2 separate regions of the Homo sapiens genome follow, and region 1 is linked to region 2. A link is a contact called in ENCODE Hi-C data. All regions are on one chromosome and are shown on one strand. The core of a region is the stretch at or near the end of the contact, and the rest is flanking DNA. Distances in the headings are between cores, read along the strand shown.

What was found. A loop is a pair of places that touch in the nucleus more often than their neighbours do. Pooled maps may share reads with other maps.
Region 1: a map with no recorded cell type shows a loop between it and region 2 (6-fold over the local background). The contact joins the enhancer-like site here to the promoter of SLC20A1-DT in region 2. A Hi-C loop is called at or near these places in 2 of 37 single-sample maps with no recorded cell type and 2 of 50 pooled maps.

What each region holds. Positions count from the first base shown.
Region 1 is chr2:113,692,144-113,695,928 of GRCh38, reverse strand. The region is part of intron 1 of LINC02936 (long intergenic non-protein coding RNA 2936); the gene reads left to right. Among named protein-coding and RNA genes, the nearest start is that of LINC02936, 10 kb to the left of the region's middle. RefSeq lists enhancers at 519-568, 1,829-1,958, 2,399-2,488. Within about 2 kb of position 2,213, at least 5 of the 41 ENCODE cell types and tissues checked have a DNase peak (open chromatin) inside an H3K27ac peak, as active enhancers do.
Region 2 is chr2:112,641,572-112,645,718 of GRCh38, reverse strand. It overlaps SLC20A1-DT (SLC20A1 divergent transcript), which reads left to right and starts at 1,539. Exons shown (of 5, transcript NR_033871.1): 1 at 1,539-1,620; 2 at 1,704-1,760; 3 at 2,426-2,540; 4 at 3,530-3,636; 5 at 3,737-3,889. RefSeq lists a silencer at 1-118 and enhancers at 2,758-3,957, 4,087-4,147.

The DNA of each region.
Region 1 (3,785 bases), core at 964-3,463, 1.0 Mb before region 2:
TGCAAAGATAAAATACTATAGAGCTACAAAAAATGAATTTCTGTATGTGCTGCTTTGGAAAGCTCTCCAAAAATTATTGTTCAATGAAAAGAAAAACAAGGTTTAGAAAAGAATGGTTTTTTGGTGTGTGAAACATTTGGGACAATAAGATACACATTTATTTTTGAAGTTTTTAGGTTTTTTTTTTTTTTGAGACAGAGCCTGCGCTCTGTCGCTCAAGCTGGAGTACAGTGGTGTGATCTCGGCTCACTGAAACCTCTGCCTCCTGGGTTCAAGTGATTCTCCCGCCTCAGCCTCCTGCCTCAGCCTCCTGAGTAGCTAGGATTACAGGCACATGCCACCACACCTGGCTGATGTTTGTATTTTTAGTACAGAGGGGGTTTCCCTGTGTTGGTCAGGCTGGTTTCAAACTCCTGACCTCAAATGATCCCCCCTCCTCAGCCTCCCAAAGTGCTGGGATTATAGGCATGAGCCACCAAGCCTGGCCTAAGTTTTAAAAAAAATTTAATTAAAAAATAATTGCATGTATTTATGGGATACAGTGTGATGCTTTGATACACATATGCACTGGGGAATGATACAACCAGGCTAATTAGCATATCCATCACCTCCGATAGTTACCATTTCTTTGTGGTGAGAACATTGAAAATCCTCTCCTTCAGGTCTTTTCAAATACACAATACATTAGTATTAACTATAGTCATCACGCGGTGCAATAGAGCACCAGAACTTAATCCTTCTAACTGATGATAACTTTGTACCCATTGACCAACCTCTCCCCTTTCCCTGCCCGCCCCTCCCTCCAGCCTCTGGTAACCATCATTCTACTCTCCACTTCTGTGAGTGTGACATTTTTAGAGTCCACACGTAAGTGAGGTCATGCAGAATTTTTGCTCTGTATATGCACATGTCTTATGTACAAGTAAAGAAGCTCTGCAAATTTTAAGACACCAAGGATGGGGCATTCCCACAGCGAGGCAGGCGCTGGGTGCAGGAGGTAAGTGAGGGAGTGTTGTTCCAGTCCAGATTTGATTCACTATTTCTGAAAACATGGAAATGCATTACCAAACAATTGGACAAATATACGTTAAAATTTAAAAAGAACCTTCTGCAGAAAAGAAAGGAGCAATGGGGATAAAACAGCCACACGGTCATGGGTGTTGCACGTATAATATTTTGTTCCAGTTGAAGCTCTGTGTTTTCTTAGCCAGTTTTCTCATGACTACTGATGTACTAAGTACAATCACACCGGAGCTGGCCGACGTTAGACTGTGGGCTGTGGCCACGGATGTCAAATAACAGCCCTGGCCTCGTCCACACAGTAAAGAGCAGACCTCACACGGGATGGTTTACCATCAAGGGGTCCAGACAGAAAGGCTGTTCTAGAACCCCTCTCACTTAAAGAGCACAAATCCGAATGAATACATTGTTTTATTGTTTTACCAGTAAGGTTCTTGACACTGATGACTTACCTTCCTATCCCCAGGAAACAGATGGTAAGTGTCCTTGAGGAGAATATCCCTTCACAGCAAATTCACATCTTTCCTTCAGCCTAGAGAGATCAGACAGAGATGAAGACCTCACCACTAAAGACCCACTCTCCTAGCTGTTTTGGAGAGGTCGCTCTTGTCTTTATAAACTTCTGAAGTTGTCTCTTGGCATATTTCCCTCCCCTCAAATCCTTATAAAAACAGGTGTGGCTAAAGCCTGTCTTTGCTGAAAGAACACTCTCTTCCTTAATAGAAAATTCTCTATTGAAAACTTATTTTCCCTGGCTGGGCTCAGTGGCTCACGCCTGTAATCTCATCACTTTGACAGGCCAAGGCGGGTGGATCACACAGTCAGGAGATCAAGACCAGCCTGGCCAACGTGGTGAAATCCTGTCTCTACTAAAAATACACAAATTAGCTGGGTGTGGTGGTGCATGCCTGTAATCCCAGCTACTTGGGAGGCTGAGGCAGGAGAATAGCTTGAACCAGGGAGTTGGAGGTTGCGGTGAGCCGAGATCGTGCCACTGCACTCCAGCCTGGCGACAAAGTGAGACTCCATCTCAAAAAAAAAAAAAAAAAAAGAAGAAAAGAAAGAAAGTCGTTTCCCTTTCTGGCTTCTGTGGTTAGCGGTGCAACAGTAGCAAAACTGGTCTCAGACATGTGAGTGGGAGGCAGGAAATCTGCAAAGTGACAATGGTCACCATGTGTACTCTTCACCCTTTCTGTGTGCTAGACCAGAGGCCCATGCTGGCATGCCATTCTGACATGCACTGTGAGGGAGCTGACATTCTCAGAACAAATGCCGCATGCGTGGAAGATGGAGGAGCCCCGTGCCAAATTCCTTCTGTTTTTATCCTCCTTCCAGTAGGAGCCCCAGATATCAACTCCACAAATTTGAAACTGTGCCAGACCAGAGTGTGTAGAGAAGTGTTTGGGGAACTGTGGGAGGGGGAGAAGATAATATTGGTATAATAAAATCAAATTCGGGGCTGGGCATAGTAGCTCACGCCTGTAATCCCAGCATTTTGGAAGGCCAAGGTGGGTGGATCACTTGAGGTCAGGGGTTCAAGACCAGCCTGACCAACATGGTGAAACCCTGTCTCTACAAAAAAATACAAAAATTAGCCAGGCGTAGTGGTGCCTACCTCTAGTCCCAGCTACTCTGGAGGCTAAGGTAGGAGAATGGCTTGAACCCAGGAGGTGGAGGTTGCAGTGAGCTGAGGTCATGCCACTGCACTCCAGCCTAGGTGACAGAGTGAAACCCTGTCTCAACAAACAAACACACACACAAAAAAAAAAGAAAAGAAAAAAGAAAAAATCAAACTTGAAAAAGAACTCCATTAAAAAGAAAAAAACTGATTTCATAACTATAATAAAAATACGCTATAAATATAGTAAAATGCCATGGAGTCTGTGTCTAACTCTGAAGAAAAAAAATTGTCATCTAAAAGACAGATTCTGGAACCAAACACCAGAAAAGTTCTCAAGAAATGAATGGCTTCTTTAGAAGACAAAGAATGAGTAAGTTCAGTTGTAACCAGAAGTGAAAGCAAAGTCATCTACAGCTATGCTTGGAGATGTTGGTCTTTTCATAGCATGGTCTTTTTGTGGCATGCAGCAGTGAGGGCAAAGAAACCACTAGGGAACTTTGAAGCCTTGGTTCGCTGCTGCTAGGGATTCCATTGTACAGATCTACTATGCACCAGTTAATGGATAGTTTACTTTATCTATGCACCAGTTAATGGATATTTGAATTATTTTCAGTTTTTACTTATTATGAATAATGTGGCTTCAAACACCCCCATGTACGCTTTTAGGTAGACATAAACCTTCAATTCTCTTCATAGATACTTAGGAGTGAAATTGATGGATCGTTTGTTAAGTACAGGTTTAACTTTTTAACACACTTTCAAACTATTTTCCAAATGACTATGTCATTTTAAAATCTTACCAACACATACTTGTCAATACTTGGTATTGTCAATCTCTTAATTATAGGCATTTTAGTGGGTATGAACTGAATGTACGTTATTCTGGTTTTAGTTGCATTTCCCTAATGATTAATTATTTGGAACATTTTTCATGTGTTAGCCATTTATATATCTTCTTAGGTGATATGTCTACTAAAATCCTTTACACATTTTTAATTAGCTTCTAACTATTGAGCTGTTCAAATTCTTTGCATTATCTGTATATAAATCCTTGATCAAATAAACCATTTGCAAATATTTTCTCCAAGTGTATAGTTTATCTGTTTACTTTCTTAATGCTGTCTTTTGAAGAAGAAAAGTTTTA
Region 2 (4,147 bases), core at 290-2,789:
CCTCCCTGCGGCCTCGCCCTGGAGTCTCGGCACCGTCTGGCCCCGCCGGCTGATTACAGCCAGAGATCGAGGGGGACCTCGCTGTCCCCCTAGAGGCCGTCATGCGGGGTTACAGAGGCTGCGACCAAAGTCATTCCTAGCTCCTCTCTCGGGGCTCCGGAAAGCCGTCCGCGCCTCCAGCCGCACTTTCAGCGCACGCAGGACCTGCCGCGCCCGGTGGCCACACCCGTCCCTCTGCCGGGTGACGCTGCGGGAGATCTTGCGCCCTGGGGCTCCGGATCCAGTTCTGGCACGTTGTTGCACCTGTGACTTGTCCTTGGCCTGGCACTGTCCCTCGCCTGGGGGAAGCGGGGGGGTGGGGGGGGGATGCTCACGTGGTCGCTTTGCTCCCGCAGTCATGCACTTGGGTGAAAACAGACTGAAGAGTCACGGGAACCAGCTTGTCTCCCCAGTTATGGCGCAGAGCTGCAAGGATGGCTGTGGGTCATTAATTTCTCCGTGGCTGACCTGTGTTTGTAACGCCGCAGCTGTTGCGAGGGGGAAGGACACTGCTTCGGATTCAAATTCTGACTCCTTGCTGCAGTGTGTCACCTTGAGCCAGTCCCAGATCTCTGCGTTCTCACAATTGTAAAATGTTAACAGAGGCTGCCTACCTTGTGGCTGGAATTAAATGAATTAACGTGTGTGAATGTGACTAGAATTCAGTACATGTTCAGGAAAAGCTGATTTCCGCTTTGCTGTTACCGTGAATATTACTGTTTTAGGGTGTAGAAAAGGGTGGAAGGGGATGTTATTGCATCCTGGAAGCTTATCCTTTTGAGGTAAAGATTGATTTCTGGTCCCCTGCGTGGTATATAGTGTAGTTTTGACATTATTTAGATGTGTTATGCACATTTGGGTGTTGATTATATGGCTTACGATCAAGACTAACCAGTCATGCCGTGGGAGATTAAGGTCGTGGTCTCTTGTCAGGATTGTAGTGAGATTTAAAAATTCCAGCCAGAAATACCAGGCTTAGAATGCTCTGAAGCCCTCCCCACATTTTTGCCATCTCTAGCAGGAGGGCACTGCATAGCAGAAACAAAGACGTTGTAAATTGTTGCTGCCTGAGTCATTTATAGAGGCTTAAACAACCTGAATGTCCTCTGACCTACCTGTAACATTTGATGGAGTTGTATGAGTAACTTACAAAGCTGTAGGTCCCAAGGTCGGTCTGAAAAAGAAAGTTCATATCCGGGAGCACTGACCCCGTAGTGTAATCCTGGCACCTTAAAACGTACTGCTCCCTCCACCTTCACTTCAAGGTTATGAAAACATTGAGTAAAAGGGATGATCTGTTCAAAGTCCTTAGTGTTCTGCCAATTTAAAACAGTAATTTTCAAAGCAGTTATTTGCAAGGAAATTGCCTAGAACTTCTCCCAGTGTGCGGTTGTTTTGTGTGTTTGTGTGTGTGTTTTGTTTGTTTGTTTTCAGTCTGTCCACAGGCGTACTTTTATAGGTCTGTGATAGTAGGTAGCTCTTCAAGTTGGCAAACACCTGCTGGACAACCCCTGAGAGATTCATCTGAGTGAGAGAGCACTCTCCAGCCCCATCGGAGTGGGTTTGCAGGGAAATCATAAGGTAGAGATTCAAAGGAATTCCCTTGCGTTGCAAATGAAAACTGTATCTTCAGACTCTGATATAGTGTAATCCTTCCTTTTTAGGAAGAAATCCTTATCTTTCCAACACTGAGATGCTTCTGCCGAAGAGTAGAATGGGAGGTGAGGAATTGGGGTGGGCCCTCACTGCTTTGCCTCCGGATCAGTAGGGTACAGCCCTTGGAGACCAGGATCTTCCTTGGCTGGGACACCTTCGTCCTCCCCTAAGGGAGGAGAGGTAGGGATCTGCCTGTGGAAAGAAGTTACAGTGCCTTTTAAATAGAAATAGGAGGTAGGAGGACCGTCAGTTGTCAGTTCGTGCACAAATGGCATTGTTTCTGGCCTTATCTCTGAATGCTGAGGAAACAGGTCAGAGATCCTAAAGAGAATCTAATCTCTTAGAATCCAGGCATTGGCACAAACCCCCTCTAGCATCTTAGGGAGGTGGTTTGGTGTAGTGGTTAAACACATAGACTGTAAGACCAAACCACCTGCTCTGTCACTCACTAGTCCTGTGACCATAGGCAAATAAATTATCTGCCTCAGTTTCCTGATCTGTAAAGGGGTGAGATTGAGACTTCTAACTCACAGTGCTGTTGTGAGGACCAAATGAATGAATATATGTAAAGCCCTTGTAAAAGGGCTCTTATTCTCTTTGTTCAATAACTAGCTGAAGGCCTGTCATACATAGCCCATGTTTAAAATGAAGTATGTGTCAGATGTCAGGACCACCCTCTTCTCCCTGCCCTCTGATCCAAGCCCTTTCAAATTTCTCCCACGGCTCATAGTGAGGGGACACGCAAAACGGGCTGCTGCCGGAGGAAGAGGAACAGTGTTGTGGCTCATGCCATATGAATGGGCTCACTGGCCTGGCCCAGACCCTGACTGCCCACAGGATCTTTGGTGAGTCACTGTCACTGAGCCTGTGAGCCTAGGGTCCCTCTCCAACCTCACCCTCAGAGAGGACAGAACAAGATGACCTGTGGCATGCTGCAGAACACCATGTTGGGGACTGTGGGTTTAGAGTCCTCTTGGGGACATGTCCATCGTTCACTAATTCGGTGGAGTTGAGCTGCTGAGAGCTAGGAAAGCTACTCTCCCCCCGGATCCCAACCTAGCCCTGTGGAAGACCAGACAAAAGAAGGAAGCAATGACATTTCTGCACTTTTTAGTTCAGAGAGGCACAGTCAAGGAAATGCATTTGAGGTCACTGTTCGATGTACTTGAAGTACTCATCCTGGAAATAGTCTACTTGGAGTAGAGGGAGCTCAAGTGGGCATGGGAACGTTGTGGAACCAGACCAGGAACAAAGGCGGCTTCAGAGGCCGTCTGTGAGGACTTGCATGGGAGCAGGGGCGAGAACATCCAGGGAAGAGAAGGTAGGAGCCTTGGAGTAAAGGAGAACCAGCTCCTCTCCACCCACCAATGCCCTCCCCATCCCCAGATGAATGAGGTAATAATAATACCTGTAGCTGGACATGGTGGCTCAAGCTTGTAATCCCAGCATTTTGGGAGGCCAAGGCGGGTGGATCACCTGAGGACGGGAGTTCGAGACCAGCCTATCAACATGGAGAAACCCTGTCTCTACTAAAAATACAAAAATTAGTTGGGCACGGTGGTGCATGGCTGTAATCCCAGCTACTTGGGAGGCTGAGGCAGGAGAATCACTTGAACCCGGGAGGCGGAGATTGCGGTGAGCCAAGATCGTGCCATTGCACTCCAGCCTGGGCAACAAGAGCAAAACTCCATCTCAAAATAATAATAATAATAATATCTGTGATGCAGTTGAATGCTTACTGTGTGCCAGGTACTATTTCAGGTGCTCTGCATGGATTATCTCAGGTGATGCTCTCAATAAATCTCAGATGAGGTATTTTCCCCTTACTTTATAGACAGAGAAACGGAGGCACAGAGAAGGAAGCGGCAGTTAAAGCTGCGAAGAACCTAACAAATTTCAAGATTGTAAGTGCCTTTTCCCAGGATGCCAGCAAGTACTGAGGCAAGTATGATTGCCCTAGGTGCCAACTCTTATTTGCACTTAACACATTTACTTCCTCCTTCTTTCCCCCTCCTTTTTATTAACTCTGTTGCTTTTACAGCCTGTATTTTGAGCTGCATCAAACCCTGTTGGAATAAAAAAGGACATTTCTAGGAGATCAGTCTTCGAGATTGGCCCCAGTTTCCCCAGAGTAGGAAGAGGCAGGAAGCCAGAGCACATGTTCTCTCCAGAAATAAAGTTGTTGCAGTGGCCTAACCGTGTCTTAGAGTTACTGAAAACTCTGTTCTCTTGAGATTTCTCAAGAAAGGAAACCTATCTTGCAAGACAAAACCCACCTGTAGTCAATTCCTACAGGAAATAAATTCAAAATAATGTTTCAGGCAAGGGCCACATGTCACCACCACCACTTTCCCACCAGCTTTGAATGTGGCTGTCCTCTGTGTCTCCAGTCATTTCCCATTTCCCCCGGCATCTGTGGCTCTGTCCTGGCAGAGTCCAAGGGATGCTTGGG